2 separate regions of the Mus musculus genome follow, and region 2 is linked to region 1. Evidence: chromatin loops called from intact Hi-C (ENCODE). Cell type or tissue: gastrocnemius. All regions are shown on one strand. Each heading gives the region's core, and the rest is flanking DNA. Links, peaks and the distances in the headings are about the cores only. Region 1 overlaps Hip1 (huntingtin interacting protein 1). Region 2 overlaps Hip1 (huntingtin interacting protein 1).

Region 1 (15,670 bases), core at 6,059-8,558:
CAACCCTCTCTCCCCCTTCTTTTTGTGGGTGTGCGCACAGGCTCAAGTGAGCACATTTGTGGGGAGGGGGCAGATGTTCCTCAGGTGCCCTCCACATTGTTTGACGCAGGACTTTTCACTCAGCCTGGGACTTGCAAATGAAACTACCCTGGCTGACCGGTAGTCCAGCGGGATACACCTATCCACCTCCCCAGAGCTGGGAGTGCAAGTGTGGCTGCCACACCAGGGGCTGTTTCCACAGGGCTGGGGGATTAATCTGTGGTTCTCATACTTGCACCTTACAGACTGACTTTCCTCTCTAGCCCTCAAGAGGGCTATTTTTTTGGGCGCGGGGGGGGGGGTGTTCTAAGTTGTCTGCAATGCAAACACAGGGAATGGGGGCAGGGTCTAGCCTCTTGGCACTGTCCCACCATAGACAAGCTTTGTCTTCACAGAAAGACAAGGATTCAGGAGATACCTCACCCAGTCCTCACTCCCCACAGCGGGGGCAGGAGGAGGGTGTGTTGAAACTCAAGACTTTTGGAAAAGGGCCTCCTGGGGGGGGTGGGGGGGGGGAATCACACCTGTCACCCAGCTTTGATCCAGAATCTAGATACAGCGCTAAAGGTTATGTATGCAGGGACCAAAATGGGCTTGTCTTTTCTAGGGTGTGCTTGCACCCTAAAAAACGTACCCTCTATAGAAAATTAACCTCAACCCTTCTTCTCTGTAAGCTACAGGTTCCCAAGTCGCCTATAGTCACGCACAGATTTCAAATCTATTTCTTTCCCCGGGTCTCTCAAAAGCATAGCCCACCATTGAGGGGAACAGCAAAAATGGAGAAACCAGGTCTAAAGTCAGCCAGAGTGGTAGCGATCCCTCTGGGAAAACCTGCAGTGCCCTCCAGAGAGACTCCCTCCATCCATCTCGGATCTCCCAAAGGACATCCTGATTCCCGTTGAGATTCGCTCCTTGGTCTGGATCAATGAGCCACAATCTTGGCATCTCCTGCAGTATTTGGAGTGGGGGCGGGGCTGCTCTGGAGGCAGATCACAGACCCCTCCATTCTAAAGGGACCAAAATATTAGATACTTTAACGGGCCAAGAAAGGGGTCGCTGCTCCCTAAGCCCACCAAGTCTGAGGCTTACAAGTGACCAATCTAGGAACATGGCCCCTCTGAGAGCCCAAGCACTGGGCTCGGATGCGGGAAGGGGGTGTGGGGGGGTCCTCGTTCCCGCCCCCTCACTTTGGCCAAAACCAGGGTTTCTCCTCACTAGCCCTCCCAGGGACACCTGTACCTCTCAGCCCACAAACCTTCCAAGTAGAACCCCAGCACTGTGCTAGCAGAGGGCTCCGAAGGGATAGCAGAAGCCCCTTCCTGCAGCGCTGCCCTCCCTCCTCCGCCTCACAGGTTGACTAATTTAGGAAAGGGAGCCCGGCCCAGGGCAGCCCAGGCAGCTGGCGCGGCGGGAAACCGGGAGCCCCAGCGCCGCGGGCCAGCCGCCTCCAGATCCTTGGCCGGGTTCTCCCTTTCTCCCAGCGCTCTGCGGAGCGGGGCCAACAGGCAGGAAGAATCAACAATCCAGAAAACTTTCAATGGATCACGCTGCAGACTAGGGGGGAGGGGGAGAGATGGGATGCGAGCCGGGTGGGGGCGGGGAGATAGCGCTTCCAAAGCTCTCACTTACCATCTTGTTCACATCCATGACCGAAGCGATAGGGTGTCCGCCCCACACCCCGGGAGATACCGGGTACCCCCCAGTGAAGGCTGGCGGCGGCTACTGCAGCCCCGGGGGTGCCATGCTGCTTGCTGGCAACAGCGGGCGACGGGGACCCTGGTGGTGGCCGGCGGCACCGCGGCTGGACGGAGCACGGCGGGGGCGGGGCGGGGAGGGGAGGGGATCGAAGAGGAGAGGACGGGAGGGGAAGCGCGCCGGCGGGGGAGGCGCGGTTCCTCGGTGGAACTGGAGAATGTGCTGTTGAGGGGAGGGCCCGGGAAACCCGGAGATCCGCCGCAAGAGGTGAGGACACCCAGCGATGGATTCCGGGACCCTGAGGTCCCTGGAAGCTCAGAGAGGAGGGTGTGATTTGAATAACAAAAGGTCTCTTTCGGCAGCTGTCCAGGCGGATGGGACAGGATCACTGGAGAGCCAGGAGCTGGAGACCGCCAGGAAGTGTGTGTGTGTGTGTGTGTGTGTGTGTGTGTGTGTGTGTGCGTGCATGCATGCGCGCGCGTGTTTCCGTGGAGGGCTTGGTGGGACTCAGGAAGTGCGCGGGGGAGGTGGCAGAGGGGCGGGAGAGATGCCCCTTCAAACACCAGCATGCACATTCCAACGAGGGCAGGGGTCCACCCCCTTGTCCCTTCCCCACATGGCTTCCCCCCCCCCCCGCCCCCATGTGGACAATGAGGTAATTGAGAGGCTGTGGTTGGCCTCCTGAGGCTAATCCCCAGGGGCCTTCCAATACGAGGCTGGGGGCTCTAAACAGATGGGCGAATGGGAATGATGGTACCAGATATCCTTCCCCTCCAGCGTTCTAGGGACAGGCCCCTGCTCGCAAATGGCCAAAAGCTTGCCCTTTTCCGGAGAAGAGATAGAATGGACTGGCTTCTAAATTGGGTGTCTAGCCCCTCTCAGAACCTCTACGGTCAGAGCCCAATCCCGCTGCCCATCCTTTAGAGAATCCCTCGGCCGGCTCCCTGCTAGGCAAGGCACAGCTGGTGCCTAGAACAGCAGAGGCTCCTTTGGTGGAAGGTTTCCCAGGAGACAAAAGCTTGCCATCTTATCCCTCCCAAATCAGAAGCAGTGCGGTTTGGCGTGCAATTAAGACACCGGGGACCTGACAGTCCACTTAGGCCAACTCTTCAATTATACAGGAAGGAAACAGGGCCAGAGGAGAGTGAACTGACCCCCGATAGTGAACCTCAATGCGGACAGTGCCACACAAATCCCAAACGGCTTCCAGACCTGCCCCACGGTTGGAGCATACTGCTTTAAAAACCTTTGTTTTATGTGTATGGTGCGTAGAGAGGGAGGTAAGATGGAGGCCAGAGGGCCTTCAATCCCTCTCCAGCATTTCTTCTTTTTAGTCTCTGTAAACGTTAACACACGGTGTCATAAAACAAGTGTGGTGTTCAGAGGGCAATTTCAGGAGTCGGATCGGATCCCTCCTTCCATCATGTAGGGTCTTGGATAACAGACTGTCCTGGAAATTGATCTGTAGACCAGGCTGGCCTTGAACTCACGGAGACCAGGAGACCAGCCTGCCTCTGCCTCCCAAGGGCTTGGATTAAAGGCATGCACCACCACTGCCTGGCTTTGACTTTTTTTTTTTTTTTTTTTTTTTGAGACCGGGTCTCTTACTCATTTGGGAGTCTGGTAGGACAGAGAGTTCCAGGAATACATCTACCTTCGCTTCCCCAATATAAGGGTCACAGACACTGTGCTGAGCTCTTCCCAGAGGTTCTGGGATTCTGAATTCAAATGCTCTTGTTTCCATGGCAAGTCATCTCCCTGAACCACCACCAACTCCTTCAATGGCTTAATTACGTTATATATGTGTTTTGCCTGCATGCCATGTGCATGTTTGATGCACGTAGGGGTCAGAAGATGACACAGGATTCCCTTGAATTGGGGATGAACCACAGATGGTCATGAACCACAGTGTGGGTTCCGGGAACTGAACCCAGGTCCTCTGTAAGAACAGCCAGTACTCTTAGCCTTTGAGCCATCTCCCTAACCCTTGGTTGGTTTCTTTCTTTCTTTCTTTCTTTCTTTCTTCCTTCCTTTCTTTCTTTCTCTTTCTCTCTTCCTTTCTCTTTCTTTCTTTCTTTCTTCCTCTCTCTCCTTTCCTTCCTTCCTTCCATTCTTTCTTCCTTCCTTTCTTTTTCTTTTTTTTAGATGGTTACACTATGTAACCCTAGCTAGCCTGTAAATCTCTATAACCAGGTAAACTAGGTGGGTCTCAAACCCATAGAGATCTGCTTGCCTCTACCTCCTTAGTGCTGGGACTAAAGACCTCCAATAGCCCTGACAGGCTCTCCTGTTTGGAGCCAGGGCTGGCCTCAAGCATACTGTGTATCTGAGGACAAGCTCGACAAGACTTTCAAAGGAAGAAGGGATAGGGTCCACCCAATACCAAGAAGCAAACACTGGGTCTCTTTGTACCTACTGGAAGGAGCCTGCTGGGCAGGAGAGGATCTCCCCTCCTCTGGAATCAGAGTTCTTATCTATGAAGTTGGGACGGGTTTTCCCGAAAGCCTTCTGGTGGGTGGGGGCGAGCATGCAATCAGAGTGATCTAAAAGAGGAAGTTATGTAGGGAGCTAGGTGTGGTGGCTCCTGGCCAAAAGCCTAGCACCCGGGCACAAAGGCAGGAGAACCAGGGTTTCCAGAGTAGCCAAGGCTGCACAGCCAGGAGCTACCAAGCAAGACACTGCTCAAGGATGGAAGTTTGTGAACCATTAAGCCTGGATGGAAATGGTTGACAGATCAAGGATTCCCAACAGTTGCTTTTCTATTTGAGTGTGGGCTTTTGTTGTTTTCCAACAAGGTCTCATATGCTCTGTAGCAGTTCTGTTCTCCATCTTTTACAAATGCTGACTTGTGTTTGTCTGTTTCAAATAGACCGGGCTGGCCTCAAAGTCACCTTGATCCACCTGCCTCTGCCTCCAGAGTGCTGAGATCTAAGGTGTGTGATTTTGTGTCCAGTTATAAATTCCCCGAGTTTGGGTGATGCTTTTTAATTTTTATTTATTTTTGAGACAGGCACCACATTTCCCTGGCTGACCTAAAACTTGGCCTGGAACTGCCCCTTAAGTGATAGGATTAAACGTATGCACCACCACACCTAGCTGAGGTGTGTTCACTCTCCTCCCCCCCTCCCCAACTCTATATAGCCCAGGTTGGCCTTGAACTCACAGCAATCTCAATGCCCTGCCAAAGCCTGCAGATCGCTGGAAAGATAAGAGTCTGCATCAATACCTAGCTAAAAAGGCACTGGAGATTTGAACTTAAGTCTTCATGCTTGAGGAACAAACACTTAACCTACTACCAACACAAAGTTTAAACCTGGGACAAATGGCTGAGGTGCCTACTTAAGATATCAAAGGGCACACTGGCCACCAGGTTCTCCCTGCACCCCTAAGTCCTAACCCCTGGATGGCACCACCACCCGACCTGAACCCTCCAGCCAGGGGCTGTGCTGCCCTTGCTCCAGATGCCCTTCCCTTTAGAATCCAACCATTTGGTTACCTGCCCTCTTGGACTTCTCTCTTTGAGCCTCCTAGTTACTGAACCTGGCTCCCCTCCCCTCCTGTCCCTATCTTCCCCTCCCCTCCCCTCCCCTCCTCACATGGCTAAGGGGCATGACCAACTGGACTCTCCCAACTGATTTCTGTAAGGTGTCCCTGCCTCTGGCTATGCTCTCCCTTGTATCTACAATAAACTTTCTCCGCCACCACACCCAGAAGTCATGTCCTTTCCTTTCTATTTTTTTCCATTCAAAACTTTTGATTGTGACCTAGTAACATAAATTTCCAGGTTCTGGGCTCCAGAGCCATAAGAAGATGAGGGGGCAAGGTACTGCTTCTATTTTTATTACATTTACGAAAGAGAGAGGCTGTGCGTGTGTGCGTGTGTGTGTGTGTGTGTGTGTGTGTGTGTGTGTGTGTGTGTGTGTGTTTGCAAAAATCCATTCTTTCCACCATGTGGGATCCAGGAGATCTGAACTTAGGTCACTGGGTTTGGTGGCAAGCACCCTTACCCATTGAGCCCTGTCATTGGCCCCAGAATTCTGATGTTTTAACTACTGAGCCTGTGGTCAGCTTTGTTGTAGCGATTACTGGAAATGCACATGCTCAAAGGCCAGCAAGCACTGAAGCTTGCCTAAACTGCCCTTGGGCTGGGCTGCTTTCCAGTTACCTCACCCTGAAGCTGTGACAAAAGAGGACCAGCTAGCCAGGGGCAAGAATGTACCTTGCTCCATTTACAGGGGCGAGGCCTGTGCAGAAGTGTCTCAGAAAACAGCCTCTGGGGGCTGCTGAGCACCTAAAGGCACTTACCTAAAGAACTAAGTTCGATCCCTGGGACCCACATGATAAAAGGAGTCAACTGATTACTGGAAGCTGCCCTCTGACCTCCACACAAGGACAGTGGCATATGTGGGACATGTGTGGGCCCCACCAATAAATGAATAAGCACATAAATAAGTAAATAAATAAATGGAGTAAAAATTGTAAAACAAACACACCCTCTCAACTGATCTACATATTTGCCTGTAGTCTCTTCCTCTCTCATCATTCTTTTTTTTTTTTTTTTAAAGATTTATTTATTATTATAATTAAGTACACTGTAGCTGTCTTCAGGCACACCAGAAGAGAGTGTCAGATCTCATTACGGATGGTTGTGAGCCACCATGTGGTTGCTGGGATTTGAACTCAGGACCTTCGGAAGAGCAGTCAGTGCTCTTAACCGCTGAGCCATCTCTCCAGCCCCCTCTCTCTCATCATTCTTACAGTAATTTAATTATAATTTCTCATCGGCCAACCTCAAATAAAAAACAGATCCCCTTTTTTTTTTTTTAATCAAGACCTTTAATGCTTTGGCCTCCCCTCCCACCTTTGTAGTCTACCTTCTCCCAGTCTCTCACCCCTCCCACTTTACCATACTTCTCATCTTTGGCAATTTAAGTGAGACCCTTACCTCAAAGTAAAAACCAAAAAAACCTAAACAAACAAACAAAATATAAAGAGGGCTGGGGGCATGACTCAGCAGTAGAGCCCTGCCTAGAATCCTCCAGTAAGGGGCTGGGGGCGTGGCTCAGCGGTAGAGCCCCTGCCTAGAATCCCCCAGGGAGGGCCTGGGGGCGTGGCTCAGTGGTGGAGCACCTGCCTAGAATCCTCCAGTGAGGGGCTGGGGGCGTGGCTCAGTGACAGTGCTTTCCTAGCAGGTGTGAAAGCCTCAGTACCACACATAAAAGAAAGTTTTATGGAAAAGGGAGAAAGCTGCCATTCTTTGACAAGTATATAGACCAGTGGATGTGTCCTGGTGGAGGCTGACACCTACTGGTGACCAGATTTGTGCAGCCTGGCCCTACACATTCCACACCACAGGCCTTGGGGGCCAGGCCAGGGTAGGGCGTTGATACAGAGCATTGCGTTGTAAAGGTGATCAATTTCAGTAATTCCCAGTGATAAGCTTAGTAATCAAACAATGCTTGTCAAAGGGCTTGTAGCCTTAGTTGTTACGCTATTGTTTTTAAAAATAAAGTCTCTCTCTACAGGGCTGCAGTGTTTACAAAATACCTTTTGGTCTATTGTCTCGTTCAATCCTACGCGCATCCGGGAGGCTGGGGCAGAAGGCATTGTTATGACTACGGAGATACATGCTGATATAAGGAGCAGTGACCATGGAACCTGGGGATAAGCAGGGATAGGCCAGAGGTCCCTGGATTTGTTTTGTTTTGTTTTTTGTATTTTTTTCAACTGTTTATTTGTGGTTGTGAGCCTCCTCCGTGTGGGTGTTGAGAATCAAACCCAGGTCCTCTGGAAGAGCAGGCAGTACTCTTAACCACAGAGCCACCATCTCTCTAGCTCCTGACCTGCCTCAAGGGTGCTGGGGACCCAGGTGTGCACTGCCACACCCACCTTAAGTTTCTTCAACTTTGTATACTATGCTTTAATATCTGCAGTGAAGAGATGGGACTAGGTTGTGGCTCAGTGGGTAGCATCCTTACCTAGCACGCATGAAGCTCTGAGCTCCATTCCAGTGTCACATCAACCCACCATGGCAGAACACAGCCCTCAGGAGGCAGAGGCAGGGGGATTAGACATTCAAGCTCATCTTTGGCTACCTTAGCGAGTTGAAGTCTAGCCTGGACTACAGGAGACACATTTCAAAACATCCAACGTGGGTTGGAGAGATGGCCCATCAGATAAAGGCTCGTGCCTGGAGAGGCTTTGGCAAGCTGAGTTCGAACCCTGGAGCCCATGTGAAGGCAAAATGGAGAGAACAGACTCCACATCGTTGTCCTCTGACCTTCATGTGTGTGCCACGGCAGATATGTGCACACACAAGAATAATTAAATAAATAGAAACATTAGGAAAGATGGAAGAGAAGGTGATATGAAGGAAGGGGTAACAGAAGAGCAGAGAGACAGCTCAGCGGTTAAGGGCATTCACCGCTGCTGTGTCAGAGGGCCAGGGTTTGGAGTGTGTAGCATCTACAACAGATGGCTCACAAATACCACTAACTCCAGCTCCGGGGAATTTGCGCCTCCTTCTGGCCTCTGTGAACACCTGCGCACTCTGCACACACATGCACAGCACAGACACACACAAATAAAATCATACAATAAGTCTTTGTTGTTTGTTGAAACAAGATTTCTCTGTGTCGCCCTGGGCTGTCCCCCTTCAAACTCAGAGATAAGCCCGTCTCTCCTTCCTGGGTGCTGGAACTACAGGTGCCTGCCACCACACCCGGCTATAACATGTCTTTTTTTTTTTTCTTCCGAGACGGAGTTTCTCTGTGTAGCCCTGGCTGTCCTAGCTGTAGACCGGGCTAGTCTGGAACTCAGAAATCCACCTGCCTCTGCCTCCCAAGTGCTGGGATTAAAGGCGTGCACCACCACTGCTCAGCAACATAAAAGAGCTGAACCTGATGGCATACAGATCTCTGTAAGTTTGAGGCCAGCCTAGTCTACAAAGTGGGTTCTAAGACAGCCAGAGCTACACAGAGAAACCCTGTCTAAAAAAAATAGAAAGAAAAGCAAAAAAGAAGAAAAAGGAAAAGGAAAGGAAAGGAAAGAGGGGCTGGTGAGATGGCTCAGTGGGTAAGAGCACCCGACTGCTCTTCCAAAGGTCCAGAGTTCAAATCCCAGCAACCACATGGTGGCTCACAACCATCCGTAACGAGATCTGACTCCCTGGTGTGTCTGAAGACAGCTACAGTGTACTTACATATAATGAATAAATAAATCTTAAAAAAAAAGGAAAGGAAAGAAAGAGAGAGAGAAAGAATAAGAAAAAGAACCCTATGGATTGGCTAAGCATCTCTCCGGTGTGTCTATCAGGTGCCTCCAGAGACAGATCTGGAGGGCTTTGACCTAATCAGAGGATTAATTATTTAATGTATTCACAATATGCCATTATAGAAGGTGGTCAAAGGTAGGGTGGGGCCCAGCTGGAGGAAAATCACTGAGTATGACTTTTTTTTTTTTTTTGAAACAGCATTTCATGTCCCTTAGGCTATGTACCTGATCCCTTTACCTCCACCTCCTGCGTGCTGCTGGCATTACAGGCTCCTCCAACTGTGCCCAGTTTGTGTAGTGCCAAGGACGGAACTCAGCCTTGTGTATACCAGGCAAGTACTCCACTGACTTACATCCCCAACCCCTTTCTTTCTCTTTTACTTTTTGTTTCTTTCTTTTTTCATTCTTATTTGTTTGTTTGTTTTTTGAGATAGGGTTTCTCTGTGTAGCCCTAGCTGTCCTGGATCTAAGCTCTGTAGACTCATAGAGATCTACCAGTCTGAGTGCTGGGATTAAAGGCATTCCCCAAAAGCACCTGGCCCTGTGTTTTTTTCCTTTTTTATCGTCGGAGACCCCAGCCCATGAAATATCAGTGCCTACATTCAGGGTGGGTCTTCCCTCCCTAGTTAAATATCTCTGCAAACACCTCAGCACTTCTATTTATTATATGTTATTTATGTATTTATGTATTTATTTATTTAGAGACAGGGTCTCACTACGTAGCCCTGGCTGACCTGGAACTCAACATGTAGTCCAGGCTGGCTTCAAAGTCAGAGATAAGCTTGCCTCTGCCTCCCATGTGCTGGGGAATTAGAGGCGTGCACCACCACAGCTGGCAGGTTTTATTCATTTGTGTTGTTTTGTGTGTGTGTGTGTGTGTGTGTGTGTGTGTGTGTGTATGCAGTGTATATCAGAGAGAGAAAGGGAGAAGGGGAGAGACAATGTGGGGTCAAAGGCTGACCTGAAGAAGATAATTTTCTCCTTCAACAGCGTGTGTCCCAGGGGCTGAACTCAGGTTGTCAGTCTTGGTGTCTGACACCTTTACCAGCCCAGCCATTTTGCTGGCCCAAGACTCAAGAGTCTAAGTCTCAGCAAGTAGGCGATTGGTCAATACAGCAGGAAGAGGGTGGAGCTAAGCCGCTCTTGGGGCAGCTGGTGCCCTGGACTTCTGGGATTCGTACTCAGAATGACAAATTTAGCAATTAGAATGCCTATGGCTCTTCCCAGGCATGTCACCCTCTGTGTTCCTGAAAAAACAAACAGTAGTCAGTAGTTCTGGACAGAGTCCTGAGCTGACCCCACAGCAGGTGCTGGGCCTCAGGTCCCCTGGTGACCTGCCACAGCAATCATCTGAGGGAAGGACAGCCCCATATGTGTTGTGTTTGCCTAATGGACCAAACAGGAGAGCCAACTGCAAACTCCACAAATCTCCCTCAAGGGCATTAGCGTGGCAGCACCCAAGTACTGGCAAGGGCAGCTCACTAAAGGCCTAGTTCCAGGGCTGAGGATGTAACTTGACTGATAGAGCTCGTGCCCAGCATGCGTGAGGCTCTGGCTCCATCCCTGGCACCACACAAACAGGGCATCATGGCATCTGCCTATAACCCAGGCATTCACAATATGGAGGCAGGAAGATGAAGAATTAATTCAAAGTCACGACTTAGCTAGTGTGAGTTACAGATCGGCCTGGGCTACGTGAGACCCAGTATCCACAAACAGGGGATAAAGAGATGGCTCAGTCGGTCAAGTCCTTGCTACATAAATATGAAGACCTGCTTGATTCCTGGCACCCAGAGAGAAGGTCCACCAATATTGTTGCACGTGCTTGCAATCCAGGAGCTGAGCAGGGAGTACAGGAGGATCCTGGGGCTCAGGGAACCACCAGTCCCGCCTACCCAGGAAGCTCCGAGTCCAGAGAGACCTTGCCTCAGAAAAATACAAGGTGAAGGGCAGGAGACCATTCAGTGGGTAAAGTCACTTTCTGCCAAACCTGATTGCCTGAATTTGATCCCCAAGTCTCACGTGGTGAAGGAAGAGGACACCCCTATAAAAGTACTGGAGCATGGGGTTAGGATTGTATGCACATGTACACACACACACACACACACACACATACTCACACACACACACACACACACACACACACACTCACACACACACACACACACACACACACACACACACACACACACACACACACACACAGAGCCCTGGCTGTCCTGGAAATTGATATGTAGCCCAAACTGACCTCGAATTTATAGAGATGTTCCTGCCTTTGCCTCATGAGTGCCTGACATTGACCTCCACACACATGTGTGATAGCACAGACAGACAACAATTAAACAAAGAAGCCCAGTCACAGGTATCTGAGCCTGCGCTCAAACTAATGAGGTCTGTGTAGCTGTACTTTGCCATGGGATCAGGATGCTCTCTCACTGTGGCGTGCCAGGATGTGTCTGTGTGGCCCAATCTGCCGCATTCCCAGCCTGGACACTGAGCCACAGTGAAGATGGTGCCTCAATCAAACCCGCCATAAGTAGTAATTTCTGTTTCCCCCATATCCTCTGGTCAACTCAGACTAGCAAAGGCACCAATCACTTGCTGCTGACAGTTTGTTCTTTGGGAGCAAGGCCATCAGCAAAGACAGGTCTGCCCTGGGGCTCTCTCTGGGCACCAGCTGGGGATGTCAGAACTGTCCCCGGGGAAGGCTGAGAGCTTTGGCATCAATGAGTAATGAGAAGAGGATTGAAGCATCACTCGGACAGAGCCAGCAAAGGCTAAGTGTTCTTCAGCTATCACAGTGAAGATCAGTCTGGGGCAGTCAAGAGCCTAGGAGACACAGTCATTGACACACTGTGTCTGCAAGTATGGCCTCCTGGTCTGGCAAAGGACTGGCTGGTTCCTAGGAGGGACAGTTGAGGAGCTTCAAGTGTCTATCTTCTGGTCCCCACTAAAGTGTGTATAAACCCAGAGGACTCAGCCTTAATATTTTCTGTATGTTTGGGGAGGGTGTGGGGCACTGGGAGGGTGGGAAATGCTGTATGTTGCTCATGCATGGCCAGGGATTAACCTCGTGTGTCGTATGTCAAGCTTTCTGTCAACATGACAGAAGCCAGGTTGATTAGAGAGGAAGGAGCCTCAACTGAGGAATTCTAGCTATGGAGCATCTTCTTTTTTTGGCGGTGGGGGGGTGGGGGTTTGAGACAGGGTTTCTCTGTATAGCCCTGGTTATCCTGGAACTCACTTTGTAGACCAGGCTGGCCTCAAACTCAGAAATCTGCCTGCCTCTGCCTCCCGAGTGCTGGGATTAAAGGTGTGCGCCACCATACCGGGTGCGTGGAGCATCTTCTTAATTAGTGACCAATGCGGGAGGGCCCAGCCTAGTGTGGGTGGAAACATTCCACTGGGCCTGTGGTCCTGGGTTCTACAAGAAAGTAGGCTGAGCAAGCCAGTTAGCAGCACCCCTTCCCTCCACAGCCTCTGCATCAGCTCCTGCCTCCAGGTTCCTGCCCTGTGTGAGTTCCTGTCTGACTTCCTTTGATGATGAACAGTGATGTGAGAGTGTAAGCCAACTAAACTCTTTCCTCCCCAAGTTGTTTTGTTCATGGCGCTTCAACACAGCAATAGAAACCGTAAGACAACTGTTCACCTTTTCTTTGTTTTTGTTTTTGTTTGTTTTTGGTTTTGGTTTTTCGAGACAGGGTTTCTCTGTATAGCCCTGGCTGTCCTGGAACTCACTTTGTAGACCAGGCTGGCCTCGAACTCAGAAATCCGTCTGCCTCTGCCTACCGAGTGCTGGGATTAAAGGTGTGCGCCACCACGCCCGGCTCTTTTCTTTGTTTTATATAGCTATGCAGAGTCACCGTTTCACTATATATCCCTCAGTGGCCTGGAACGCACAGAGAGCTCTGCCTCCTGAATGCTGGAACTGAAGGTGTAAACTGCCATGCTAGACCCTGCCATAGTTTTTGGACCAGAGTCTCTTGCTGGCCTGAGCTTCACAACCAGCAAGCTCCAAGCATCCACTTTGTGTCTTGCCCCATGCTTGGATCGTAAAGCCTACGCCACTTGGCTTCCAGGCCTCAGTAAATCCAAAGGGCATAGGAAATGGCATTCTGGGTAACTCTGAATCCCAGACCTGACAAAAATGCTGGCCTCTACATTGCAGTCTAAGACACGGGTACTACCCTAGGGTTTCTGATGTCACCTATTTCTTGACAGACTCTACACCAGTATTGTAGAGCTACTCCAGAACATTGTGACATATAGTCAAAGAAGAAAGCTTTCTTTCTTGGATGTTCTGACATGTTCTCGTTCTCTCTCTCTCTCTCTCTCTCTCTCTCTCTCTCTCTCCAGTGCTAGAAATAAAAATCCAGCCCTATACTAGTGAATTCATGTCAAGGGAATCTACCACTGAGCCACGCCCCCAGCCCCTCCCTGGGGGATTCTAGGCAGGGGCTCTACCACTGAGCCACGCCCCCAGCCCCTCCCTGGGGGATTCTAGGCAGGGGCTCTACCACTGAGCCACGCCCCCAGCCCCTCACTGGGGGATTCTAGGCAGGGGCTCTAGCATTGAACCATGTCCCCAGAACTTAAAGCCTACACGAGGAACAACCCAACAATTAGACCTAACCTGGTCTTGGCCAAAGCCAGTGGGTCCAGGAGAGGAGGATATGTGGGACTTCCTTTCCCACTTCTCCTAGAATGGGAATTTCCAAGTTTCCCCCTGAAATTTTCCACCCACTAATCCCAGCCTGTGTGAAGAGCTCTAAACCCTTTGTCCCTAAGACATCTCTTTCCCACCTTTGTAATGCCAAACATAGGCAGCCAAGGCCTTTGGTGACAATTTCCAAATGGTCGAGCTATTGGGAAAGGCCCTTTCCATTCCCTGAAGAGTTCTGCAAGACAGACCTCACAGGGAAGAGCATAGGCCTGTTCTGAAGCTATTTAATACCATCAGGTTCTGTGATGCACAAACATTGGACTTTGAAAGTCTTCTTGTGTGGGATGTGGGTGGCCGGCAGTGGTGAGGGGACACATTAAATTCACAGAGACAGCTGGGAGCCAGCCAAGCATACCCCCTAGTCAGCAACCAGCCTGGAAATCTCGGCCAAGGCCCCAAGTGTACTGGCGTTCCTGGGTCCTGCCTGCTCATCAGCCTGGGTGGGGTCCTCCAGGCTGGCAGTAGTCCTGAGGCTCCTTGGTTGCTCAGCCCAGAGGCCATGAGCTGCATCCTCTAAGAGGCCACGAGTTTTTCCAGGCCTCTTCCCTATAAGGCTAAGTCCAGGATCACACCTCTCTCCAGCTATCTCATCTGTTTACAGTGTGTGAGTATTTAGTCCAGGCTGGCTTAGAACCGCCGATCCTCCTGTGTGCTAGGCTGTGTGCTAGGCTGTGTGCTAGGCTGATAGTGTGGACTGTAACAGCAGCCTCAGTTATGCATGAGGTAGAGGTGCGTGAGTACAAGTGTGGACCAAAAAGAGGACAGAGGTTCCAGCTCAGAGATGCCTGCGGTGAGAGCCCCAGCATCCTTGCCCTGGGGAGGTTAGCAGCCAGGGTAATTCCATATTATTACAGCTTTACAGGAAGCCAGCCCAGCCCAGCTGTCAAACAGCAGCAATTTACAGGCCCTGGGGGAGAGAGAATAGAAAGAAGACAAAGCCCCGTCCCTAAATTGATCCTAGGTTATTTTTAGCTTTGAGTTCAGCCCTTGGGCTTCTTTTTTTAAGAGTCTCAACATGGACTCTGTACAAAAACCACTTAGCAAGATGCAGCTGTTCACGCAGGTAGACACTGGCGGGAGTGCCCGAGAGCGAGCACAGGCTTGCAGGAAAAAGAAGAGAGGAGGAGGGGGTAGTGGTGCTTGGCTGTCATTCCAGAAGTCAAGAGGCTGAGGCAGGAGGATATCTGTGTTTAAACCCAGCCGAGGCTATACAGTGAGACCTTGTCTCAGATACGGAAATCTGGTGCGGTGGTGCACACCTGTGATCCCAACACTTGGGAGGTGGGGGGTTAAGGATTAAGAGCTCAAGGTTGACCCCAACGACATAGCCAGCTGGAGGCTAGCCTGGGCTACATGAGAGCATGACAGAAAGAAAGAAAGAAAGAAAGAAAGAAAGAAAGAAAGAAAGAAAGAAAGAAAGAAAGAGAGGGGGGGAGGGAGGGAGGGGGGAGGGGGGAGGGAGGAAGGAAGGAAGGAAGGAAGGAAGGAAGGAAGGAAGGAAGGAGAGAGAAAGAAAAGTAAGATGGGAGAGGAGGGAAGGGCACTGGGGAGAGGAAAGGGGGGAGAGTAATAGGGCCTTTAAGGACTCACATGCAGGAAATAGTTTCAAAGACCAAAAAGACTCTAAACCCCTAGATCTGGAGAGAGGGCTCAGCGATTGAGAGCACAGGCTCTTTATCTAGAGGGCTGAGCCTGCTTCCCAGCGCCCTCACAGAGGCTGAGAACCACCTGTAACTCCCGTTCCTAGAGATCTAATGTGCTCTTCTGGCCTCTGTGGGCACCGAGCATATATATGATGTGCAGACATACATGCAGGCAAAATACCCATACATGTTAAAAAAAAAAAAACTTAAACTAGAAGCCCTGAGTTCCCATTGCCACCTCCGTCTCTCACCAAAACAAGGCTGCCAGCGACAGCTAGCTCAGAGAGCTGTTTTGAGA
Region 2 (15,670 bases), core at 6,827-9,326, 66 kb before region 1:
TCTAAAAAGAAAGAAAAAAAAGGTTTTTTGAGATAGGGTCTCGGTATATAACCCCAGTTAGCCCCAAGCTCAGAGTACCATCTGTCTTCCGAGGGCTAGGATTGAAGGCATATATATACCTCACGCCTGCCTCCAGCTCATTTTCTTTGAGATATGGACCTTATCTTTTCTGTTTTGTGTTTTGAGACAAGTTCTCACTGTGTAACACTGCCTGTTTTGGAGCTCACTCTGCAGACAAGGCTGGCCTCGAACTCACAGAGATCCGCCCGTCTCTGGCTCCCAAGTACTTGGGATTAAAGGCTACTCTGCCTGGCTTAGACACTGTCTCTTAATGGGACTTGGAGCTGGCAGACTAGGTCTTTGGCTGGCTGTCCAGTGAGTGAATTGCAGGCATCCCCCTGCTTCTGCCTTCTCAGAACTGGGACTAGCAATGATGCCATCACAAGAGCTTTTTATATGTGACCAGGAATTGAGCTGAGCTGCTCATGTTTACCATGAGGGCCCGCATGACCGACCCGTCTCTCGGTCCCACTATTTGTTTTAGTAAAAAAAAAAAAAAAAAAAAAATTCAATCATGTGTTTCTAGATTTTAAAATCTTTTTGGGTGAGGCGTGGTGTCATAGGCCTTTGATCTGAGCACTCGGGAGACAGAGGCTAGTGGATCTCTTCAAGGCCAGCCAGGGCTACACAATGAGCTCCAGGCTAGTTCTAGGGCTATGAGATACCCTGTCCCAAAAACCAAAACAGACTGGCCCAACGCCAACACCTACACCCACACACACTTTGGAACGTCTCGGTGTTGGACCACGGGGCACACGCACACCCCGCAAATGCTCTACCATTGATCTAGCCCAGCACACTCTATACTGTTATTATTACACAAGGACCTGGGTAGCCCAGGGTGGCCTCTACCTTGTTATCATCCTTCTGCCTCAGTCCCCCAAGTGCTGGGATTACAGGTGGGTACCACTGTGCCAGGCTATGAGAAGGATACTTTTTATCTCCTTGCAACTGCCTGGGCTGGATCAATGGAGCAGGGAAGGGGATGTGGGGAACCTTGGAGCCAGTCACTTACACCATGATGGTAGCTCCCCAACCAACAGCTTTGGAGGCGGATATCAGCCCTTCCGTCCACCGAGAGTTCTTGGCGTAAAATTCTTTAGGGGATGCAGTACCCTATAGAAGTAAAAATATAACACTTTGGTTAGATTTTATTTTACTTTATTTCAAGACAAGATATCACTGTGCAGCCCCGGCTGTCCTGGAACGCACTCTGTAGACCAGACTGGCCTTAAATTCAGAGACACACCTGCCTCTGCCTCCTAAGAGCTGGGATTAAAGACGTGAGCCATCACTGCTCTGTCTTACTTGAATTTTTAAACGGATTTCTCATGAGTGTTTTGTCTGCATATACACGTGCCACGTGTGTACAGAGGTAGGAGGAGGAAGTCACATCCTGTGGATCTGGAGTTCCAAATGACTGGGAGCAACCACCCCGGTGCTAGGATTAAACCCTGGTCCTCTGCGACAGAACAGCGCTCTCCTAACCGATGGGCCATCTCTCCAGTCTGCAGTGTTTGTTTTCAGAGAGGATTTATTACATAGCTTAAACTATCCTCCAATTCTTCATCTTCCTGCCTCAGCCTCCCCAAGTGTAGCAACATACCCAGATTTTAAAATTACACTTATTGAGGGGTTCCTGCAGGTGTCAGAGAGGGAAGTGGGGCACTTGAATAGATGAGAATGAAAACCCAGTGCAGATTGACCTCATCAGCCTGGATCAGCCTGCAGGGAGCCTAAGCCAGGCGCTTCACTCAGCATACTGAGAACAGTATAATCCGGGGGGGGGGGGGAAGGTTTCCAGGCAACAACCATGCCAGTCAGTCCGATTGGGGCATAATAAAGCTTAAGGTGTGACTGCATAGAAACTCTTTTTACAAAGTGCACGTGACCCTGAGGGCGGGTTCCACAGCCAAGAGGCCTAGAATCTAGTGTGGTCTCTGACAGCACAGAGGTCAGCAGGCCATAAAGTCCATGTGACATCTCCCCTCAGGATGGGTAATGGAAGAGTTATCCAGGGATAACCATTCTGGAAAATTTGGGCAAGGTCTGCCTCTAGATAACAGAAAGGTGGAATGTAAGTGAAATACAGTATTGATTTTATCTTCTCCATTGAGGAGACAGCCCTCAATGATTAACATTTCTGGTTCTCTACGTGCTTCTCTGTGAGCACAAGGACCCCTGTGCCCCCAAAATGTATTTATATATTTTGTGAGTGTATATGTGCTGGTGAGTGTGTGGTGCACGGATGAAGGTCAGAGGATGGCTGGGAAGGAACTGGCTCTATCTTTCCACCATGTATGACCTGGAGATTGAACTCAGTTTGTCAGCCATAGCGGCAGACACCTTTACCTGCTGAGCCATCTCCCTGGCCCAATACCCAGCCATTAACAGCTAATTTTATAGAATGCCTACCAAGGGCTAAGTGACTTTTTTTCTCACCTCAATTATAAGAAACGAAAATGCAAATAGGCAAAAGGCTATGGGGGTAATGAATTAAAGTAAGTCCCCATCTTTTAAAAAAAGATTCATTTTTGGGAGAGGGGATGGGAGTGGGCAGGGATGGGCAACAACTAGAATGTAAATAAATAAAATAATTTAAAAAAATTCATTTTAAACTTTTAATTGTGTATGTTTGTGTAAGAAAACCAGGTACCTGGTGAGACAGCTCCTGGAGCTGGAGCTATGGTAGTTGTAAACCACCTGCTGTTTCTGCTGGAGGTGGAGTGGGAGTGGGAAGAGTGGGGGACGGAAAACTAAACTCAGTCCCTCCGAAGACCAGTGCTCTTGACCACTGAGCCATTTTTCCAGCCCATAAAGTTCTTGTTTTGAGACAGGGTCTGTATGTATAGTCCAGGCAGGCCTTGAACTCACAGAGATCTGCTTGCCTCTGCCTCCCAACGCTGGGGATAAACCATGCATGGTTTTATGCAGAGTCTGGGATGCAATTCATGGTTTCATAGATGCTAGGCAGGGACTCTACCAACTGAGCTACATCCTCAACTCATGAAGGGAGTTTTGAGGAAAGGACCAGCACGTATCCCTCGCTGAGGTCAAACTTGAGATCCTCCTGCCTTGGCGTTACGAGCACTTGGATTAAAGGGTTAAGTATCTGCAGGTCTGGGAATCTTTAGGGACCAGGCTCACATGTCTGAGGGGTGACAGTACCAGGTTTATTCCTGCAGTCTGCCCAGTTTCCCAAAGTCCTCAGTTGTTCCCGGAAGACCCAGACTCGCAATGTCAGAGGGGTTTCCAGCAGTTCTGTGTGGCCTCCGGGAGCTGGGCTAGTACTAGCCAGGGACCCTCAACTCCCCACAGTGTCTGTGAATTTCCTTAGAATGTCAGATCCACCCGTGATGGAGGACAGTTGGGGCCCTGCCAAGCAGATGCCAGCACATGTGGAGGGAGAAAGGGCTGACACCACAGCCACACTCACCCTGCCACTCTCCACTATCTCCTTCTGGAGGTCCTTGGAGGCCACAACGAGCACCTTGATGGCCTGCATCAGGCTGGTACAGGAACCCAGGATCCTAGTGAGAAGAAATGGTTGGTGACGCGGATACTAAGAAGAAAGAGGTTGACTGGCTTTCTCATTCCTAAACCAGGAAGACCTTGATGGGAGGGCGGGGCAGGGAAGGTATTGGGATGGCTGGAAGATGCAGATACCCTCCCTGGAGGAGGCTGGTGAGTGACACGTCCCTGCAGGCCTTGCTTTTAAGCACCTTGCTTACCTCCTGCAACCTCAAGGCTCGCACTGACCTCTCATTCACCTCCAGCTTGACTCCCGTGTCTCCTGCTCGGGACTTACTGAGAATTTCCTGTTAAAAAGAAGCATGGCTGGTTTCCTTTCTTTGTGTGTATTACTGGGACTTGAGCTCGGGCTTCTTAATGTGCTAGGTGTGTGCTCTGATAAGCCATGACCTCAGCTCCTCTATCACTGAGCTACATCCCCATCCCAACAAGCATGGTCCCTGAATGGACCATGAACCTGATCCACTACAACTGCCTTGGTACATACAGTCTGGATCCAACAAGCTGTGGTGGCAAAGAAAGCAGGATCTAGATATTTTCACCTCTAGCCTTGTGAGTCAGAATAACTCCAGACCTTTCATCTATCAGGATGGTAGACAGTTGGAGCCGACTGTTCTAGCCAGTGAACGTCTGCATCTTGGTATATAAAACACACACCAGATAGAGGCGGTTGCTACCAAGTTCATGAGCCAGGTGCTCAGTAGCGAGCGAGCCTTCCACCAAGAGAGCCATATGAGACCTTTCCAATGGGTTTCATTCCGCTTCTACTGAGAAACTCTTTAAGACCTATCAGGCTTCCCCTAGTAGTTATGACAGTGATGGATAGCTTTAACTGTCAACTCAACAACCTAGATTCACTCAGCAAATGAGTCTCATTGAGAGACTGTCTACACTGGGTTGGAGAGCGGGCACATCTGTGGGCGGAATGCGGGAAGACCCAGCCCACTGTGGGCAGCACCATTCCCTATGCAATGAGTCCTGATCTGTATGAACTGTGTAAGAGTAGAGAAATCAAGCTGAGCACAAATGAGCAAGCAAGCGAATGTGCATGCATTGTTGTTCTCTGCTCTCAGCTGTAGATGGGATGTGAAAGCTGCTTCAAGCCCTGGCCACAGTGACTTCGGTGAAGTATCCTGAACCTATAAGCAAAAATAAACCCTTCTCTCCTAAGTTTCTGTCAAGAAGTTTTTCTCAGAGCAACAGAAATGAAACTGAACCAGTGGCCGTCCTAACCAGGTGAATGTAACTCACATTCATGTAATTATCAGCTGGCCTGGAAATTGCACGCCAGGTGGCCTGACACCAAAACACTCTACCTCGGAGGAACCTGCTCATCTTTCTTAGTAAGAACCTTGGCTTTTTACCCCCTCTTTGATTTTGTGTTCTCAAACTCAGAAATCCACCTGCCTCTGCCTCTGCCTCTGCCTCTCAAGTGCTGGATTAAAGGTGTGCGCCACTACAACTATCTCCCTCTCTCTCCCTCCCTCTCTTTCTCTCTCCCCCCCCTCTCTCTCTCTTCCTTTACCTCCTGCCTTCGCCTCCCAAGGGCTAAGGTCAGAGATGTGCACCATCACACCGGACAGTTCTGGCTTTGACAGGGAAACCAAGACATTCCTGAGGCATAGGACTGCTCTAGGGAAGCCACAGGAGTGTGACTGTGGGAAAACCTACAGAATTCTCGTACCTCTATCCGGGTGGTGGCAGCTTCAATGGCAGCTGAAGTGGCTGCCATCTCCTTGTCCACCAGGTCACCCAGCTCTTCCTGCTTGATGTCCAGGCCCCTGGGCAGCAGCTCCTGTGAGCAGCAGCACAGAGGTTAAAGGACGCTTGGTCCTTCTCTTTGCTTTTCCTAGGCCCCATCATTGGAACCCTCCGGAAAGCATCGGAGGCGGGGCCTGTCACAGGAACCACCTGGCACTTCTTGGCACATTCTCAGAACCGTGATGAGAAGGAACTAAAGCGAAGCCATTTTGAATAAAACTTCCGTTTTTTTATTAGGGGTCAAACTCTACCTGAATTGCATGTTGAGGTGGTCTTTTGCTATGCTAAATCCTGGTTGCTCACAGAGACCTCACTCAGACCCAGGTGATGCTACAGCCCTTGACCCCTAAGTTATCTCATTGGTGAATAAAGATGCCGACAGCCAATACTGGGCAGAAGAGACATAGGTGGGGATTTTGGGTTCCTGGGCTTGGGGTTGGAGGAGACCCACAAGGAGGAAGAAAAAGTCAAGAGAGGAGAAGGTGCCATGGGGTAAGAATCTAAAAATAATGGCCATGTGGTTTGGCTAATTGGAGTTAAAAGCAGCCCAGATGAAACATAGCAAATTATATAATGGGATTACTGGTTGGGAATTAGACATAATAGCATGGAGGATAGATATCTTCCCAGCTCTTGAGGTGATTAGGCTTATTATAATTATAAAGGTTGTGTGTCTTTCATCTGGGAACTAAATGGTCAAAGGCGGGGTAGAAACCCTGGATTGGGATTAAATATTTTCTACAACAATTGCACGCAATCCTCGAGGTCTCAAGGAGGGGCGAGAGAAAGGCTGATCCACCTGCGTGGCCGTGGGGAAGCCTCTGCAACGAGGTGGCTGTGAGCTCACCCACACTCCTGCCTGTAACCCCTCACCCTACTCTGTGAGGACAATAAACTCATTGGTTCCCCTGGATGATCTTCAGTGGGACAGAACTTTGGTTGTCACTGGAATCTTAGAGGGAGGGGGCAAACATTGTTTCTGTCTCCCTAGGGTGGGAATTCTCACAAGCTGGTGTGCATGTCTGTTTTTGGTGTTATCTGCCAGGCCAGCACATACTTAGAGACGGGTAACTATTTATTCCATTTTCGGGCAATGACGTAGCACACACAGTGCCTTTGCCAGGCCAGTGAATCAAACATGGCTAGAAAGTCCTCCTGAGGTCGGTCTTGCCTTGAGTGTCGGCACAGGCCTGCAATCTAGGCATAGGAGAGGCCGAGGTGGTGGTTTTGTATGACCCTTTCTTGAAACACAACAAGGATGTCACCTGCTCTCAGGCCTAACTCTTTCTAGAATCAGGTTAGATACACAGAAAGGACCGTGGGAGCATAGCGGATTCCCTGGCAATGCAGTAGCATTCGTACTTGAAATAAGAATCATTTCCTGGGAGCTGCAGAGCTGGCTCAGCAGTAAGAGGGCTTGCCACACAGTCATCACTTCAGAAGTTAGGATCCCAGCACCGGCCATAAAGAGCCTCCCTACCATCAGGCACATGCCTGAGTGGGGCAGAGAGAGTGGGTCTGTTGGGGTGGCTGGCTTTCAGTTTAGCAGGAAAACTCGAGAGTCTGAGAGTCTGGTTCAGGGAGAGACCGAACATCAAAAGAACAGAGAGTATGACAGAGGACACTGGATGTCCTCATCTGGCATGCATGTGCACATGCACTCACACATGCGCGCGCACGCGCACACACACACACACTCACTTTCTGGGTAGACATGATGAAGGATGCTTGTAACCCTAGTATGTGGGAAGTGGATGCAGGAGGATCGGCCATCCAAGCCTATCCTTGGCTACATGGCAAGTTGGAGGCTAGCCTGGTCTATAAGAGACCATCTCAAAAACAAAACAAAAAAACCCCAGAAAACCCAAGAGGGCAGGGGATGTGGTTCAGGAGACTGCTTGTTTAACATGGGTTCCATCCCCACATAGAGCAGGTAGAGTGGTCTAGGCCTGAAACCCCAGCACCTGGAAGATGGCGGGAAGGAGAAAGAAGTTCAGGGTTCATTCTTAGCCTCAAAGAGAATTCGAGGCCAGCCTGGGCTACAGGAGACCCTGTGTCAGACAAACCACAGGACAGAAAGCAAATCCCATTCCTAACAATACCTCGCCAAGGGTCTTGACCCTGCTGAGGCAGTTCCTAAGGGCTGTGACGTCAGCATTCTCCATAGTTCCCTCTTCCTCCAGGGAGGACAGATAGGCCAGGGTTTCTCTGCCATACTGCCTACAGGCCTCCGTCAGCGCTGAAGACAGGAGAGACAGATGTTTAAACACTGCCTGTGTTCCTTGCTCTCAGGGGCATCCCCTCTACTATGGTACTCACAGTCGGCTGGCTCCGGTGGGGCCCGGAGGCTGGTGGCACTCCCCTGGATGATAGTGTCACCGGTCAAGTGGGCAAGCAGGGTGATCGAGTGCAGAAGCTCACTAATATCTGCAGGGCACAGGAAGGAAAATGTCAGGCCTAGTGGTGGATGCCGCTTTTTTCCCTGTATATTCTGTTTATTTTATTTTTTTATTTTTTACTTAATATATGTCTGTGAAAGAATATCTGAATGCAGATACCCCTGGAGGCCAGCAGAGGGCGTCAGATCCACTTAACTGAAGTTTCAGGCAGCTGTAAACAGCCCAAGGTGTGAAATGGGTCCTGGGACTTGAACCCAGGTCCTCTTTACTATCGAGTGCTTTTAACCACTAGGCCATATCTCCAGCTTCCTAGGGAGATATTTGAACCTGGCCTGATTGCCCCTGGTGACAGAGGCCATGTCCTCCGTTCCTCTTACCTTCTGGGCAGGCCAGATACTGGCTGCCGTTCTTTTCCAGTTGCTCGAGGCAGCTGGAAACGGAGCTGACTTTGGAGAGAAGGTGATCTGAGGAAGACAGGGTGACGTCAGAACAAGGGGTCTCACAATTCGTTCTCCATGAGCAGCTGGGTGGGCTGGCTGACCTACTCAGAGTCCCTGCCTCACACGCTTTTCCTTAAGACGGGACGCAGGGAGAGAAGGAGGGAGGGAGGGCGAGATGGAGGGAAGGCAGGAGGGCTGTGCTTGCTGGTTCTGATGGGATGTACACTATCTATTTGTTTTTCTTTCTTTCTTTCGACACAGGGACTCATGCAACCCAGGCTGGCTTTCAACTGAACTTCTGATTTTCTTGCCTCCTCCTCTGAAGTGGTGGGATAACAGGCATGTACCATTATACGCAGTGTACATGGTACTAGGGCTAGAACCCAGGGCTTCGTACACACTATATAACACTCTATCAACTGAGCCATGTCCCCGCCCTGTTTCTCACTTCATTATCATCTCAGGGTCCTGCTCTTTTTAGGGGCATAGCACACTGTAAGTTCTGACTCACGTTTCTCTTACAAGGTCATGATATTACTATTGTCGTCGTTGTTCTTATTGAGACAGGGTCTCACTATACAGCTCTGTCTGTCCTGGAACTCACAAAATCTGGTAGGCTACGGCCATGTGGGAGGCGGAGCCTACTGAGAGGAAACAGGTCTCAGGGGGAAGATCTTGGGAATCTGTTCTCTCTGCCTATTTCCTGTCTTGCTCTTCACCCTCTCCACTCCAGACGCCACCAGGTAGAGCTGTTCTGAGGACTGGAACCTTCTGTAACTGTGAGCCACAGTGACCCTTAAGTCACAATTACTTGGCCACAGAACTTGCAATGTCACCGACCTAGAGAGTAGGCTTACCCCACCCCACGGGCTCCAGCATGTAGCTGGACTGAGGGGATTCAACACCAATTGGAAGTACAGGGCCCAGCAGGTGGGCAGTCGGAAGGAAGATTACCTGTGGATCCTGCACAGCTGATGAGGGTGGGTTCCTCAAGCTGGCTCAGCGCCTCCTGTATCTCACGCTCCGCAGCCTTCCTGATCCCTGCCAAGAGGGTTTTCCTCTGGTCCTTCACCTGCTGGCACATGGATTCCTAGGAAAATACCCAAGCAGGTGAGAGTCGGCCAGGCACACGGCAATGAACCCTAAGCAGTATATACCTGGGACCACATGGGCTCCTGGCCTCTCACTGTGTCACTAAGGAGATCCATCCATGGTCAGCTCCATGCAGAAAATAATACCTGACCTTGGCCCACTGACCCACTGACCCACTGACCCACTTCCACAACCAGGTGTCCTCTTGATTAAGATAAGCCCAGATTGGGGCTGGAGAGATGGCTCAGAGGTTAAGAGCACTGACTGCTCTTCCAAAGGTCCTGAGTTCAAATCCCAGCAACCACATGGTGGCTCACAACCATCTGTAATGGGATCCGACACCCTCTTCTGGTGTGTCTTAAGATAGCTACAGTGTACTCATACATAAAAGAAATAAATCTTTGAAAAAAAAAAGGGGGATTTGTGTGACATGCAAATTAATTAATTAAAAAAAGATAAGCCTAGATGATTAAAGCACACCTGTGTCTGTGCCTTCGAGAGCATTTCTAGAGATAATTAGAACCCAACATGGGTCCTCTGACAGAGCCGCAGCACTGAGCCGTCTCTCCAGGCCCTAGTTTATTTTATTATTTTATTAGGCAGGGACTCATGTATCTCAGGCGGGCTCTAAACTCAGTGTTGGAGGGCTGAGGATAACTGGAACTCCTGATTCTCCTTGTCTCAATTTCCTGACTTGGGGCATCACAGGTGTGTGCGGGCAGACTCAGCTGATGTGGTCTGGAGCTGCACTCAGGGCCTCATGCATGCTGGACAAGCGCTCTGCCCACCGAGGTATATCCCTAGCCCACATAATTTTCTTCCTATACAAAATAGAGGTAATTGGCTTTAGAAACTGTGTCCACAGGAGACCTTGGCAACCAGGCCAAATGGCTTTTAACCCTTCACAGCACATCTCTGGCCTCCATGGTGTCCCCAGTGGCTATATGTCACTTGCCTGGGCCCCAGCCAGCTTGATCTGGGTGCTTTCCAGCTGGTCTCGGAGGGCTGATAACTCTTCCTCTCTCTGAGCTGCAACAGTCGCCAAGCTGCCTTGTTCCTTCTCCAACTCGGCGATCTGTGTCAGCCATTTCGCTTCTGACTGCAGAGGTCACCCATGTGGGAATAGGGAGAAACTAAGGAAATTCAACAGTCCCCTCTCTGGGACTCCAGACCCACTTCCTGGCACCTGGCCGGAGGTAGTGATATGTGTCTCCATCCTTATCATTGCTTCTAGGAATATGTGTGGATTACAGCTGGGGCCAGAGAGCTCAAGGCAGGAGCTGAGGCCCCAGAGGGAGCGGGGCAGGGAGGGCTCACCTGGGCAGAGGTTTCCAGGTTGCTGTGGAGGACCTGCAGCTCCTGTCTGCTGGTGGCCAGTTCATGCTTCAGGTTCTCTAGAACATCCTGTTGCTCTTGAGTCTGAAGCAGAAGCGAAACAGAAGCAGTGTGAGCCAGGGACTCACGAGAAAGGAGGCAGATAGGGATGCATTTCCCACGCTATTGACGTCCCACGCTATTGACGTCTCACGCTATTGACGTCCCACGCTATTGACGTCCCACGCTATTGACGTCCCACGCTATTGACGTCCCACGCTATTGACGTCCCACGCTATTGACGTCCCACGCTATTGACGTCCCACGCTATTGACGTCCCACGCTATTGACCGAGACTGTAGATCCACTAGGTCTGAGTTCTAAGTGTGTGGGTAGCAGGCAGCCTGGAGGAAGTCGATGACCCAGGCCTCACCAACAGCTTTGCCTTTCTTTCCCAATATTAATTTTTGAAGATTAGTTTACTAGGTGTTATTAAGAATTCAGGACTAACACATACTAATTACTACCAATAACTGATTATCAATACAGAAATAATAAAGCTTATCAATATAAATATTAATTAGAATCAGTAATTTTAATATGTCAAGATTATATCAATTATATAGTTATCTATATTATGATTAATAACAATATTAAATCACAGTTGATATTAATGTCAATAATATTAATTACTAGTAACAATAAAACAAATAATAATTGATTTTATATATACTGTTGTTGTTGAGATAGGGTTTCTCTGGGTAGCCCTTGCTGTCCTAAAACTCTGTAGATTAGGCTGGCCTCAATTCAGAGATTTGCCTGCCTCTGTCTGGGATTAAAGGCGTGTACCACTACAGCCTGGCCCTCTATTCCTTTGCTTGGCCCCCTGTCCTTGAGACAGGGTTTCAAGTAGCCCAGGCTGGCCTGAACTTCTGTTTCTCTTGCCTCTACCTCCCAAGTGGTGAGAGCATAGACTTGCACTACTACGCCTGGTTCATGTGGTAACAGGGATGGAGCTCGCAGGCCTCCTAGGTGAGCCTACAACATAAGAACTCTACCAACTGAGCGAAATCTGCTCTTCCGCGTAGCTCCCAAGGCCTCCTGAAAATTACCCATGGAACATATGATGAAGCCCTCTGGGCCAAGTCGGCCTCCAAGCCTGTTTACAGGTGTTCGGAGATGACTGAAGCTCAAGGGTCTTGGGGCTGAGCGGGAGGATCTGATCGCCCAGACCCGCACGGCACCAGAAAAGAATCTAAACCTAAACCCACTTCAACATGCATGATGTTGCAGGCACGCACGCACGCAAGCACGCACGCACGCACGCACGCACGTATGTACGTACCCCTCCCTTCTACATCCCCAAGTGTCTCTCTGGCTTACCTTCCGCTGGGCCTGGTCACTTACCCGTGCAAAGGAATCTGCTAGCTCTTTTTTCTCTCTTTCCAAATCCACCTGGGCTTGCCGGGCCACGGACACCTGTTTGGTCACCTCTGCGTTCTAAAAGAGGAGTAGAGAGTTTTTAACCAGACATTACTCAGGCTCAAAGCCCATCGTCCTTCTAGCAGCAATGATCTATCATCAGACTGTGAGTAACAAGGAGGCAGACAGGAGAAGTTTTCCCTACCCAGAAGGAAGCCAGAACCAGCCATGGCATTCAGAGGGATGTTAGACTTAAAGGTGATTACAAAAATACAGAGTGGGTAAGGGTAGAGTTGTCTGGTGTAGTGTTTTTCCAGGCTGGCTTGGAATTCACTATGTAGCCCAAGCTTGCCTCAGACTCACAGCAATCCTTCTGCCTCTGCTTTCTACGTTTGAGGATTTCAGGTGTGAGGATAGTACGCCTACTCTCTACTTTCTGAGATAGAATCTGACTATTTAGCCCTGCCTGGCCTCCATCGTTGGGTTTAAAGTCATGTGGCACTACTCGTGGCTATTTTTTTTTTTTTTTTTTTTTGAGATAGGATTTTGCCTCCACCTTCTGATAGGATTATAGGCATGTCCCACTATGCCCAGCTCAAATGAAGGGTAATCCTAAGTGTGGCTGGCACACAGACAGAACTCAAGAAGTCTTAAAAAGCTGGGGTTAGGACTCAAGATAGGGCTCAGACACACCAGAAGAGGGCATCAGGTCCCATTACAGATGGGTGTGAGCCACCATGTGGTTGCTGGGAATTGAACTCAGGACCTCTGGAAGAGCTGTCAGTGCTCTTAACCATTGAGCCATCTCTTGAAAGAAAGAAAAGAGAAAGAAAGAAAGAAAGAAAGAAAGCAAGCAAGGTGGGGTCAAGAATTAGGAGTGTGGGGCTGGAAGGATGGCTTGGTGCTGCTCTTTCAAAGTATGTAGTTTGGGTTCCCCACACCCATGCTAGACTCACAATTTGCCTATAACTTCAGCTTCACAGGTCTGATGCCATCTACTGGCCTCCTCAAGCAACTGCACACACATGCGCATACACAAGCATTCGGACATACAGAGGAAGAATACATACATACTGTGCAGCTTGGAGACCCCCCCCCCAAGCCCCGCCCAGGCTTGAGCTGTTTCTCCTGTAATGTGGAGCATATGGGAGGATTAGAAGGGGCCACAATGCCTACCTTCCGCAGCAGGTCAGCATGGTTCTGCACCAGTTCACTGTACTTCTCTTTTAACTTGCTATACCTCTGTTCATTAGCCTGGGCCTTTCCTGCAATGGAAAGATCAGGGTGAGGCCTCTGCCCTGGCTGGGATGCCCCTCATCCTCCCTCTAGGAAACTGGGGGCACTAAAGGTAATCTTTATCTTTTTTTTTTTTTTAAAGATATGGTCTCAAGTAGCTCAGGCTATGTAGCCAGCATGACCTTGAACCTCTGATCCTGTGGGCTGGAACTACAGACGTATACCACCACACTCTGCTAGAATTTATCTATTAACTTTCATTAATAGTCATTAATAGGGGTTTACTGGAAACAAGGTCTTGCTATGTAACCCAAGCTAGCATTATGGTCATCTCCCGCCTTAGCTTCCCGAGTTCTGAAGTTACATGTAAACACCACTGAAGCGGACATAAAAGGTTGTCTTCTTTAAGTAAACTTTCCCCTGATTCAAATCCACCTGCAGACAGATGCCTACAAACACAGTATCCATATCAGCAGGGCTTTAAGCTTCATGTGTCCCCGCCCCGCCCCCTTAGGCTTTGTCCAGCTTCCTCTCCTAGGAAGGTCCCTCTCCCAGGATAGGGACTCAAGCCATCAATGTGTCCTTGGCTCAGCAGTGCCACCAAACCTGTTCCTACCTCTGAAGACAAGAGTCAGTACCCCAGCTTTGCTTCCACAAAGGGGTGATCTGCCTTGCTCCCGCCCACATCCCCAGCCCCAGCCCTCACTTTCTATCTCAGTCAGGCTGCGCTGTGCCTTCTCCGTGTCCTCTCGCTGCCTCTTCAGTTCATCCAGCTCAGTGCGCAGGAACTCGCAGTCATCCATAGCCTGCCGGCCCAAGTGCTGCTGCTCTGCTAGCTCTGCCTCCAGCTCACTCACTCGACCCTTCAGCTGCAGCATGGCCCGCTGGCTCTGTCAGGGGAAGCCGTGGTGAGAAGCTCACTACTGCCAGGCTGCCCCATGAGGGGTACCAGGCAGGACAGGAAATGACTTATCACGTGACTGGCACTGATGTGGTTGATCTCTAAATCAATTTCCCAACCCATAGACTCAACCAACTACAGAGAGAAAACTTTTTGTTACTGTTGTTCTGTCGCTCTGGGTAGGGAGGGAGCCTAGGGTCTTGCTCAAGTGGCCAGTGGCTATACTGCTGAGCCATGTCCCCAGCCCCTCACTGGGGGACTCTAGGCAGGGGCTCTACCACTGAGCCACGCCCCCAGCCCCTCCCTGGGGGATTCTAGGGAGGGGCTCTACCACTGAGCCACGCCCCCAGCCCCCTCACTGGGGGATTCTAGGCAGGTGCTCTACCGCTGAGCCACGCCCCCAGCCCCTCCCTGGGGGATTCTAGGCAGGGGCTCTACCACTGAGCCACGCCCCCAGCCCCTCCCTGGGGAATTCTAGGCAGGTGTTCTCCTGCTCAGACACCCCTCCCAGACTCCCAGCCGTTTACTGTGATTCTAGGCAAGTCGGCCACCAATGAGCCATACCTCCTGTCCCTTCCTGGGACATTTTAGCTCAGCTCTCTACAACTAAGCCACACCTCTCGCCCATAGTTGATGAATTCTTGGCAGGCACCTTATAACCGAAGCCTATCCTCCCTCTCTTACCAAGGGATTCTAGACAGGCGCTCTGTCATGTGCTCGCAGCCCTTCTGACAGATTTAGGCAAGTGATCTATTATTGAGTTATAGCTCCAGCTCCTAAATCAATTTTCTCAAGAACTTATGAGAAAAAGTTCTGATGGCCAAGCCATAGTCATGCCTCATGGGGACACTGGTACCCAGCTTAACTGCCATCCTAAAGTTACATGTTATGATAACAAATTCTAATTGAGACCTAGAGATGAGCAAATTTATTGACTTTTGAATATCTATTTTGTTGTTGGTAGTGGTTTTGGATTTTTTGAGACAGGGTTTCTCTGTGTAGCTCTGGCTGTCCTGGCACTTCCTTTGTAGACCAGGCTGTCCTCAAACTCACAGTGATCCACCTGCCTTTGCCTTCTGGTGCTGGGATTAAAGGCATGCGCCACCAGACCCAGCAAGGCATGTCTATCCATCAACCCAGTCTTAGGATGGGGTCCAGCCATTATCATGAGACATCAAGAATGCCATGTGCCACATGCTGGTGAAACCCAAGCGCACATGGACCCTAGAATGCACCTCAATCTTCATGTTGTCCAGCTGCCCTGTCAGTCCACTGATCTCTCTGTACAGGCGTTCAATCAAGTGGTCCCTGAGAAGAGAAAAACAGGCTTGGTGTCACTATGTCCCGCCCCTCTCCTCCATGTAAGTCAGGAGACAAAAAGAGGTCAAAGCTTGTGTTAATTGGGGCATTCTCTTTAAGAAAACAAACAAATAACTTTTCCTGTTACCAGATATTCACTGGAGGAAGATTGTTTCTATTCCCACCACGACCACCCTTCTCTCCCTTCCTCTGGG

What was found. Peaks named below come from ENCODE experiments on the same cell type or tissue, not always from the same donor. Only the 100,000 strongest peaks of a DNase experiment are listed, where the experiment ranks them.
Region 2: a loop joins it to region 1, with 3 times the contacts of the local background. A loop is called at or near these places in 11 of 42 quality-filtered maps.

Annotation. Positions count from the first base shown.
Region 1 is chr5:135,487,413-135,503,082 of GRCm38, forward strand. All of the region lies in intron 1 of Hip1 (huntingtin interacting protein 1), which reads right to left. Among named protein-coding and RNA genes, the nearest start is that of Gm52790, 41 kb to the right of the region's middle. In gastrocnemius, for the core only: a CTCF peak has its summit at 7,041 (motif pointing left); a DNase peak (open chromatin) is centred at 7,009; H3K27ac peaks cover 981 bases.
Region 2 is chr5:135,421,046-135,436,715 of GRCm38, forward strand. Hip1 (huntingtin interacting protein 1) reads right to left here. Exons shown (of 31, transcript NM_146001.2): 13 at 15,392-15,464; 14 at 13,962-14,145; 15 at 13,196-13,284; 16 at 12,005-12,097; 17 at 10,601-10,702; 18 at 10,239-10,382; 19 at 9,146-9,281; 20 at 8,129-8,215; 21 at 7,672-7,779; 22 at 7,455-7,591; 23 at 5,276-5,386; 24 at 3,820-3,878; 25 at 3,497-3,590; 26 at 1,076-1,176. Among named protein-coding and RNA genes, the nearest start is that of Pom121, 34 kb to the left of the region's middle. In gastrocnemius, for the core only: a CTCF peak has its summit at 7,920 (motif pointing right); a DNase peak (open chromatin) is centred at 9,168.